Linked DNA regions of Homo sapiens: region 1 is linked to region 2. Evidence: chromatin loops called from intact Hi-C (ENCODE). Cell type or tissue: A673. All regions are shown on one strand. Links, peaks and the distances in the headings refer to the core of each region. The heading gives the core; the rest is flanking DNA.

Region 1 (5,367 bases), core at 238-5,237, 100 kb before region 2:
CTTCTGGCCGGCCCTAAAGACATGTAAGTGTGTGAGCAGGTGTGAGTCTGTGTGTGTATGCATGAGATGTGAGTATGCCAGAGTGTGTGGGACTGTGTGTGGTATTTGTGCACAAGTATGTGTGAGAATGTGTAGTTGTGTGCACAAGTGTGTGGGTGTCAGAGAGTGTGTGTGAGTCTGGTGTGTGCATGCATGTGACTCCATGTGGTGTGTGCATGCATGCGTGGGTGTGCCATGGGTGGAGTGTGTATGCAGGTGTATGAATATGTCCATGTGTGTGAGGGTGAGTCTGTGGTGCGTTTGTGCATGAATGTGCACGTGTGTGTATAAGAGTGCATCTGTGTACATGTCTATGTGTGTGTTTGTGCATGTGTGTGTGTATGCGTGAGGGTCTATGGTACATGTATTCATGAGTGTGTGTGCGTGTGTGTGTGAGAGAGTCTGATGCATTTGTGCATGAGTGTGTTTGCGTGTGTGTGCATGTATGTGTGTAGGTGAGGGTGTGTGATGCATGTGTGTGTGAGAATGTGTAGGTGCATGTATGTGTGTGGGTGTGTGCATGTGTGGGTGTGTGTGTGTGTGAGGTTGAGTCTCTGGTGCATATGTGCATGAGTGTGTGTGTCTGTGTGTGAGGGTGAGGCTGTGTGGTGCATGTGTGCATGAGTGTGTCACCTGGAGTCACCACCACTCACTGCCTGTGGCTTTAGGCAAGTTGTTCAGCCTCTGTGTACCTCGATTTTCTCATTTATAAAATGAGGATAATATTGGTATCTCTTTCAAAGGGTTGTTCTGAGGATTTACTGAAATAGTGCAGGACAGGCAATTAGAGTAATACCTGGCCCACAGTACATGCTCAGTAAGCATCATCTATTGGAGGGTCCACTGCTTCCTGGGGATTGGAATTAGGTAGGAAGGGAGCTGCTGTTTGCCGAGTGCTCACTGTTTACATGCATCATCTCATTCATCTCTCAAAAGCACCCTAGAAAGGTCATAAGAATGCAGCGCTCAGGGCGGTGGGGTGATTTACTCAGAGTCACACAGCCAAGGCGTGCCGCTGCTGGGGTGTTGAACTCAGGCCATGGTTTTGTTTGTCTTTGGAGGTGCTATTTTCCCCTCCCATGGTATTTTTCCAGTAAGATAGGGATTTACTCATCAGTTCTTAAAAGGCTTGAAGGGCTTGGGTGGTGGGGATCAAACCAACCGTCTTCTGTTCAGAAGGGCCACAGAGGATGATTGTTTTCAATTGATACATAGTTGACGATTTTTGGTTTCATGCTGGATTTTCAAACAGATTATGAAAAATTAACCTAAGAGCCCCTGTGTGTCAGGGATCATTGATTCTGTTGATTCCTTGGGATTTCCTCTACAAACTGATAAGCTATCCCTTCTTCGATTGTGTCCTGTCCAGGTAGTACTCGTATGACCCAGAAGCCAGCTCTCCTCTCTGACTCACTGTCTTGTCAGGAGGATGGAGATGATGACAGCTGCCCTGGGGAGGCGAGAGGCAGCGTGGCTTCAGCATGGGGGCGGCTCTGTTTCTGCCATCACCATCCCCGCTTCACCTGCTGCGGGCGCCAAGAGCCCGCCTCAGCCACATGTGGGCTTTTAGCCTCTGATCCCCAGTTTCCCTCTGACTCTTGTCTGAGCGCATTGGCTCCTTCAGCATCTCCAGCTGTGCTGGGAGGGGTGGGGCCTGCCTCGGGGGCCTTCTGGCATTCAGCAGATTGGACTTCCCATGTTGACGTTGCTGACTGCAGGGGGTGTGGGTCAGGGGTCTTCCAGGTTGTGGTGTTACCTTGGAGCGAGGCTGGGGTGAGGGGCTCTGGGTTTCCACAGACTTAATTCTGGCTGGCCTCCATCAAGGCCATGTTCAATGAATCAGGCTGTTGTGCAGAGCAGCCTGTGTGCTTTGGACAGGGCTCCCCGCCCGCCCCCCCTTTTTTTTGACTTAAAGAATCTATGGCAAAGCAATTACTGACTGTGACAGTGACCCAAGGTGGTATTTAAAACAAGATGTGGAGGGCAATATGCCTCTCTCTGGGTTCGCCACGGGATCAAGTTGCAGGGGCTGTCACTGGCAACACGCTTCTGCCTGAACGGTTCTGTGGGATGAGCCCCAGGGAGGCGCTGGCAGCCTCACACCCTCCCCTCCCAGTCCCGCCCCTTGTGTTGGCTGCCTTTGTTTCTCCAAGACGGTTTTCTGATCAATTAAAATCGTGTAGGGTCTTAAATGGTAATTCTGCCTTTTCAAATAAACAAAGGCGGAGAACAAATGGGAGGGTAAGTTTTAATAAACCTTAGGCATCATTTCCTCCTGCTGTGACACTAAATTTACTTGGATAAAAACAACCTCTTAGATTTACATTTTGATTCTGTTACTGCTTTCATGTGTGCGGGGCTGTCCCACTTCAGATGAAATTTATCCACTTCTTTAAATATTTAGTAGTCTAGCGTGGATGTTAATGAAAGTCTGGCGGTGCTATTTTGAGAATTGCAACAATGATAGTAATTTTCAGTGTCAGATTCCTGCTTCGCAAAGGGAAAGAGGGATGGGAGAAGGGGGAGGGAAAAATGGTTTCAGTTCTAATAGAGTTTGCCATCCGCTGGGCCGTGCCAGACAGATGGGTCATGAATACTGTCTAGACGCTCTCTGCCTGAGCGAAGCCCTGGTCTCTAAGGACACGCAATGAGACGCCGGCTTAAGTAACTGGGGAAAGTCAGGGCAAGCTCTCCTGTAACCAGATAGAAATCAACGTGATCCTGCTTCCTGGGGGAGGCCAAGGGGTGGCCGGGAGGGTGTAGGGAGAGGGGGTGCTAAGAGAAAAGGCCCGCTGTTACTGATCAATTTTAGTGCAAACTTGACAATTATTAGGCATTAGGGAGAGCGTGAAAGGACAGTTGTAGGATGATAACACTATTGATTTAAGCCGTACTGCCCAGAATGCAGAATGATATATTTCAGACCCAGGCTTCAAAGGCCGGAGAGGAGCTGGGGTGAAAAGGAGGATGTTGTCGTGTGTGCTTAAGACGGGAATGCAGCCCGCGGGGTGACCTGCGTTAATTGTGTATATTAACACACTCAGCACTGCTCTTGTGGAAACCGTTGGTCTTGACTGTTCATTTAGCCTCTTAATTTGCAAGGGTTTTAGAGGCTTACCAGGCTTGCTTTCTCTTTTTATGAATTTCTGCGAATTTCTTCATGCTGGGTCTCTTCCGGGCAGCTCCACAACTGGCAGAGCTGTAGGAAAGCGGGTAAAAAAATCCCCAGCGCCTGCCTGGCTGCGCTTGGGTGCCTGCGTAGTCGTGATGCTTGTCTTCCTAATTATTTTCTGAGTGGCGGGGATGGAGTTTATGTGATGTCAGAAGTGAGTTTCTGCTCATGAAGACTCCCAGTGTAAGTGTGGTGGGAGTCGGGAAGGAGATATTGAGGTAAAGATGAGATTGGGGGGCGGAGGCTGGGGGACCACCGATAAGGCGGGAGGTGACGCAGCAGCTTGCCGTTCGGCTGGGAGGTGCTTTGTCGCTTGGTTTGATGGCCGCTAATCACGTCTTGGTCTTGAAAAAAATTATCCAAAAGGGTACTACGGTGAAACTTGGAAGGGACCATCTTTGAGTAACTGAAGAAATAAAGCTGAAGTCTAAAGCTGCCATGAGATACGTCGTGGACTGCAGAGGTGGGTGACCCTCCGAGGGCTGGACTTCTGGATTCATCCTCTGGGCTGGTGCCTCTTTCAGTCATGGCAGCTTTAACATGGGAAAGAAACCCCAACAACCTAAACTTTGCAGTAATCATTTTTTCACTCCTTCATCCATTCTTGTTCTGTCCCAAGAGCTAATAACAGAGGGAAAAGAAGATATTTTTTGCTTCCTTCCCAGAAAGAAAACAGAGATCAAAGATAAAAAATATTTTCAAAGTAGACAATCACTGGAGAGGGAAGAAAGAAATCTTGTTTCAGGAGTTTGCAGTAGTGAGCAGCGAGTGAGTCTGTCCTTTTTCCAGACAGCTCCTAGAAAAATTGCCGTGGTCCTCCGGAAGGTCCAGCTGTCCTTAGAGGGGCACCTTCTTGCCCTAGACCCTTTGCTTGCTGTTCACACCAGGACCATCCACTCAGGGCAGAAACTTTTCATTCCCTGGGATGGCCTGTAGGGAAGGGGCACATGGCAGGGGGCTGGGCTGTGGGCATCAGCACTTCTCCTGCCAGCCATGAGGCCTGGAAGGGGAGCCTTGTGCTAAGTGACACTTAAAATCTTGGGACCATAAAGTGCATCTCCCCATTTCAGAGACTGGTGGCTCAGTGGGGTGACCCCCAGGCTCATACGTGTGCTTGGGAGAGGAGAATCTCAGATTGCCCTGCCTCCTTGAGAAAGGCCCCTGTCTTCCTGCGGGCGTGCACCTGTTCCGGAGAGGGCCCCTGAGCCAGGCTGTCTGCTGTGGATGGCTCTGCCATGGCGCTATCTCCTTCATCCTTATCTATCTCTTCATTGTTAGTGGAGGGTGTTGGGCATCTGTTATTTGCTTTATTCTAAAAATTCAGAGAAAAAGGAACTTGAGCTACACTTCAGGCCTTTTACCCTTAGATCTTGGGGGAAGGTCAGCTATGGTTCCAGGTAGGGTGTACCGCCGCAGGCCCTTGCATGCCAGCTGTTCTCCCTGTCTGGGTTTGGGCAGGTGGTGGGTTCAGGCCCAACCGCTCTCTCTGTCATGGGGCCGGGGTGGTGGCTGAGCCAATCAAGCAAAATGATGGACCTTCCATCACGGGATGTAAGCCCGTGTCTTGACTTCACGTGACTTTTTGTGGAAGGACAGCCAAAGGAACACATTACCGAGAGAGTTCGCTCTTCCATTTGCATAGGCTTTGGAGATAGAAGTGTTGAGTATTGTTTCTTCCTTGGTGAGAGGGGTTGGCATGAACCCAGAATTTTAAATGCCAATCTGACCTTAAAAGGCTGGCAGAGACCCTGCCCTTCCAGGCCTACCCGTGCCTCCCACTGAAGCCCCATGAGGCCTCTAGATCAGCGGCTGCTGCCTCCTCTCACCCTTCTGGTTCAGTGTCTGCTCTCATGTTAGGAGACGTTAACTGGAAATGACAGGACCTGGGGCCAGTGCAGTTAGCTTCTCTCCCCCCACCCCCCCCCCCAAAAAAACACACAAGATCCCAAGACTGATTAGTTTTCATAAGTTGTTGAAGGAGAAATAGTTGTTGAAAGATTATGTCTGGACAGGGGGCTGGAGGGTGTTATAGAGAAAACATGTTTGGGGTAGTCACTTGTGGAAAATTATATGCTGAGTAATACAAAACATCCCATCTCTGGGATACTTCATGGAAGGTATTTTTCTGAGTATTGAATGCGTGAGAGGCATGGGCT
Region 2 (5,367 bases), core at 141-5,140:
CCAGGGGTGGAACATGTAACCACAGCTCAAAAGTCAGGGAAAGCCAATGGGGCAGGATGGAGGCTGGGAAGGACCCAACAGGTGAGAGTCAGTGGGCTTCATTTGGGAAGTCATAGTCACAGAGCTGTCCTCAATCCTAAGCCAAGAGGGAGTTTCTTAGCAGCAGCAGTGAAGGATAGGGTCGGGATGCAGTGTTCATAACTGTGGGATCACAGGCCCATTACCTTCCCCCTCTGGACCTAAGTTCCCTACCTGTGAAGTGAGAGCCTGAGGCTGTTCGGGATTAGGGCAGATGGTTTAGCCCCTGCTTGGTGGGGAGTGGGTGGTAAAAGTCAACAACAGTTGAGGCAGGGGACTGGGTTTATGTTCACAGATGGAGAGATGGGTGCATTCAGCCTGGACCCAATGGCTGTCACTCATCAAGTGGAAGGTCAAGGGGTAAGGGAGGGGAGTTCAGTGAAGCAGCTCTGCCGGGGAACCAGCAGGCCAACTCCACCACTAACTGCTGCTCGGGAGTAATTTGTCTAACTGAAGTGGCTCAACAATAAAAGATTGAAGATGGCCTCCCCTCCCCCCTCCCCTCTTGCTTGCCTGACAGAGTCTTGCCCTGTTGCCCAGGCTGGAGTGCAGTGGTGCAATCATAGCTCATAGCAGCCTCAAATTCCCAGGCTCAAGCGATTCTCCTGCCTCAGCCTCCTGAGTACCTGGGACTACAGGTGTGCACCACCATGCCTGGCTAATTTTTGCATTTTTTGTAGAGACAGGGTCTTGCTATGTTACCCAGCCTGGGTGGTTTTTTTTTTAAATACCACACACTACTGCCATGTGATGTCACTGAATAACACTGGTGGAATTACTCAGTACCCTGGCACAAAAGTAGTCCGTGTGTGCAGGGAACTTCATGCAAGCTCATTAGGCCTGATGCTGTCGGGCACGTGGTTCCCCCATCCGCCATCCCCACTTTCTCAGCTTAGAGAAAGCGGTGATCTCTGAGGATTCTGTCGCTGACATCAGTGAGGGGCTTGCCAGATGATGAAGCGGCACAGAAAGGCAGTGTCTCTGTTAGGTTATGAAATAGCCACACAGAAAGCCAGTTGGCTTGGAGAGGGGGTTTCACTGATCTCCCTTGACAGAGGAGTCCCCTTCTTTTTCATTTACAACACTTGAGATGAGAACATTTGACATTTTGGCTGGTGAGGTGACACTGCGCAGCTGTTGTAATTTTTGCCATCTTGAAATTTATTGATGCTAGATAAGATTGCAGTGGGCCCCGATGTTGACAAGTAGAGCTCTTGTGCCAGTGAGAATTGTGCATCTGTCTTCCTTTGTTAACCTGCTTTCTGTTACTGACTTTATTTCCATTAAGTCATCCTTTGAGGTAGGAAGGAAGAAAATGTACCACTTCGTCATTTACTCGAGTAGCATCCATTAGGGTCCAGTGATTTTAAAGTTACAGTCACAGATTCTGGGCTTCTTTGAAAGCTAAAACTATTTGAAAAATTAACTTTCTGCACAAGCTACTTGAGAGTAAAAACAATGTCTTAAACTTGTTAGATGATCCACCAGTGTCTAACTTTGTGCGTCTGCTGTATCAGTGTCACAGGATCCTTAGGGTGTTGCTTCACCCGCTGGAAACCTTGTAGCCGGTGGCACCTTTGACTGAGTTTTGCTCAGGCCCACTGGGCTCGTTCTGCCCACTCGACCTGGCAGGCTGCACTTGGCTTTCAGTCCTGGCCCAGATCCCACACCTGTCAAGGGCGAGCCAGGTGCAGAGTGGCGAGGGGTGCATGAGTGAGTGAGCGTGGAGTGTGGCCACTGTACATGGCCAGGCATGCTGTCTGCAATGGGGTGGGCAGCTCCTTGCTGTGGCTGGACCAGGCATACCACAAGCGGCTTCCACTGTGGACACCGGGGAAGATGGTGGTGCCCAGAAGTTTGGAAATGCTAGGAAGTGCAGAGCCCCAAAGAGGGTGTCACAGCCCTGGCTCAGGGAGCTCCTCCTATGTCTGGGCTCCCCAAAGGGCTGCAGCTTTTCTCTCATTCTCTCTTCTCTCCTTCTTGTCACCCACAACATGGCAAGCAGGAGGGTGTGTTTCAGGCCTGTTTGTGTTACAGCTCTTTCAGTCCCACCATTCAGTAGGTCCTGAGTTCTTGTCCTGCATCCAGAAGAACGAGGTACCCAGACAACTGGAGGGTGAGCAAGTCAAAGAGGTGCTTTATTGAGTGACAGTATAGTTCTCATGAGTCCCGAGGTGGGTAGCTCCTATCCACAGGCAGGTCATTCTGACAAATGCAGCTCTCAGCAGAGAGGAGACCCAGAGTGGGTGGCTCCTCTCTGCAGGCAGGTCATCTTGTCATCTGCCTGAGTCTGGCTGAGTCTGGGGGGTTTTATGGGCTTCAGAAGGGAGGAAGTAGATGCTGATTGGTCCATAGGCAGCCATTGGCAGGCCTGGAAAAAGCACCGTAAGTTCTCACTCTGGCCAGAAGGTGGGGTTAGTCACCAGGGACCTGCCCCTTTCCACCCAGGAGCCTGTCTGCCTCCTGCTGCTGTTCATGGCATTCATGGCGCCCAGGCTGTTGGTGCCAAGGGGTGCCTGCAAGCCCAGGCTGAGCCACTTTCAGCACCCCCTTGGCCTCCTTCCCCTGCTTGTTGGCACCCAAAGTCCAGAAGGGGCCAAGGGCAAGGGGCTGGGATGTCAGTGCCACTCCAAGTATGTGCACACCTGGTCAGGTCGTAATAGTGCCTGGGCTCAGCCACAAGTTTGCTTCAAAATTGGAGTGGGTGCTGGGAGTGGGGAGAGGCCAGGCAGTGGGAGCAGGCACTTCCAAGCCTGCTGGGGCACGGGGTGGTTTCTGGGCCTCCAAGAGTCCAGGGGTGCAGGGATGCCCATGTCCACAGCTGTGGCTGGGGGGCTGCAGCTATGCCTGGGAGAGTGGGGCTCCTGCCCCACCAACTTGGAAAGGGTTAGGGCTCCCACCTGTTCCTGGCTCCTGCCTGCTCCAGGGAGCACACGGCCCCACCCATGCCTCCCCTGCTGCAGCCAGCATCATGGCAGCGGCCATTCTAGACAGGCCATTGCTGCCATCATTTGTACCTAATAAATATGAGATGGGATAATGCAAGGAATACTTTTTTCATTTTACCATCTCAAGATGGGGAATCTATTAATTATTTCATGAGTCCTAAAGCAACTTCTTGAATATTCAGCTCCCCAAAAGCAAACAGCTACTTAGCCTAGCTGATTCTACAGGGAGTTGCATTTCGCTTTTGTCACAAATGGATGCTGGTGTGTGCCTCACAAAGTCATAGTTGCATGTGGTGTGGGGGTGGGCTGGTTGAGATGGCATTATGATGTTTCAGAAAAGCTGTGTAAAGATGAGAAATATTTGCATCCAGACACAGAGGGAGGCACCATGCCAGCATGTAATTTGCCAAGCTCCCTGCTGGCAGTTTAAATGCCCTGTTGATTTTATTAAACATTCTTAATAAGAAGTTGGAGTTTTGTTTAGGCTAAAACCATAATGAAAACAGCTGTCTTCATTTCTCAGAAACAGTGAGATTGTGCAAGGATGAGGAATCACGCTGGATAGTGGAGCTGCCATGGTCCCCAGCTGGGGTGCTGCCCATGGAAGGTACTGGGGATGTCCATCAGGTGCTTCTGGGAAAGGGCCCAGGAAGACCAGACGGTTCTGTTCAGTTTATTTTATTCACGGAGGCATTTTAATGGGAGAACAGATCTATAATTGTGTTTTAACATTGTCTGAAAAAGGGAACTGAATCTGAGTGTCTGAGCTGTGAGCGTGAAACATAGAAAGGCCGTGGCTACCAAGAGCAGAGGACAGTGGGTTCTGCTGGAAGAGGGAGGAAACTTAGAGAACAGACAAAGAGTTAAAATTAGCCCTGGCTGGACCATGTGTGCCGTAGACCAGCAGCACCCTATGCAGCTGGGGCAGCCTTATTTTAGTCTGTCCAATTTTAAAGCTTCTGGCATTTGGTTGTCTTGCTTCCTTGTTTTTTCTGGGGAAGCCAGCAGCAGACAGGTCAAGAAGGCAATTTTGCCATCAAACAGAACTAGGTTCAAATTCAGGCACCACCGCTTTAGAAGCCAGGGAAACTTGGGCAAGAGTCTTCATTTCTCTGAGCTGCATTTCTTCTGTATAATGGAGATGATAATTCTGCCTCGTGGATTCTTCTGAACTGCTGCCATCATCCGACTAGCATATTTTAATCCAGCAACGTTTTTCTTTCTTGGAGCATTGGCCACGTGCCCACACAGGAAGAAAGCAGACACAGTTGCTGTCTACAAGGGGGCAATGGGCTTACTATCTACTTAACATAAGACTTGAAAACAGATTACCACAACATGACAATGTAAGTTCTATCATGGAAAAGGGTTCCACCAAAATGTTATAGTGGTCTTGGAGGGAGAATAAGGGGCAGCTTCATGAGGAATATAAAAACACAGAGCCCTGAGCTGACAGACACACACTTCACATGTAATAGGCAAATGGTTTCATTCACAGAATTGTTTCATTTCTGTGGAGGGAAAGCTAGCATAGGAAAAAAACCTTCAACTGGTTGGTGTTACGCAAATTATGATGGATGAAAACAAAATTCTTGAACCTGTCATGGGTCTGTGGAGAGACGTAATACTGGGAGCTGCAGAGGGCTCGGAATAAGTCAAAGCTCGAGGGGCTAGAGGGTGTCTGGACGGCTTACATCATAAACACATGCTGTGAGAATGAGAAGGCGTCCCTGAGGACGGCCAGGAGGAAGGCTCAAGGCATGAGTGCTGGCGATGTTGATGCCATCAAGACGATGAGTCCCGCCGAGCAGCCTTCCACAGTGGGTTTAGGAAATGGCAGCCTTGGGAGCTGGCCCCTGCCAAAACGTAAGCCGAGGAAGATGAGAGGGGCCTGGCTGACAGCCCTCCGGCCATCCAGATCTAGGGGCGGTGGAGAGAGCCTGGGAAGAGCGAGACTCCAAGTCCGAGTCCCGCTGTGAGTGGTGTCCAGAACCTGGCTCCAAGTCCCTTCCTCTGCGAGCAGGCAGGGCCGACTTCTGTTTGGGATGTCCCATTCTTTGCCTCCCTTGGGCCCCCTCCTATGAGTACAGATGCTGTCACCGTGGGCAGAGATGGCTGGCCACACCACCCTCCAGTCATGCCCCCTCTGTGCTCATTCTCATCACCCAGCCCAGGGGCTTGACCTCTGCCTCTGGGGGATAGCAGAGCACTGGGCCCTTCTTATCTTCCGTGTGCCTCCCCAGCAATTTTCTATGCATCTCTAAATTACACCCCTACGGCCAGTGCCACTTCCTAACTCGCCTCAGGACCCACTGTTTGACTTCACCTCCAACGGCCACGA

Evidence for each region. Peaks named below come from ENCODE experiments on the same cell type or tissue, not always from the same donor. Only the 100,000 strongest peaks of a DNase experiment are listed, where the experiment ranks them.
Region 1: it touches region 2 in a loop (2.0-fold over the local background); 6 of 110 quality-filtered maps call a loop at or near these places.

The regions. Positions count from the first base shown.
Region 1 is chr18:13,445,200-13,450,566 of GRCh38, forward strand. The region is part of intron 4 of LDLRAD4 (low density lipoprotein receptor class A domain containing 4); the gene reads left to right. Among named protein-coding and RNA genes, the nearest start is that of MIR5190, 12 kb to the right of the region's middle. RefSeq lists enhancers at 1,125-1,828, 1,829-2,532. In A673, for the core only: no CTCF peak of the experiment used is centred there; DNase peaks (open chromatin) are centred at 2,152 and 2,552; H3K4me3 peaks cover 487 bases.
Region 2 is chr18:13,545,796-13,551,162 of GRCh38, forward strand. The region is part of intron 4 of LDLRAD4 (low density lipoprotein receptor class A domain containing 4); the gene reads left to right. Among named protein-coding and RNA genes, the nearest start is that of MIR4526, 63 kb to the right of the region's middle. RefSeq lists enhancers at 2,250-3,199, 4,463-4,964. In A673, for the core only: a CTCF peak has its summit at 2,477 (motif pointing right); a DNase peak (open chromatin) is centred at 4,266.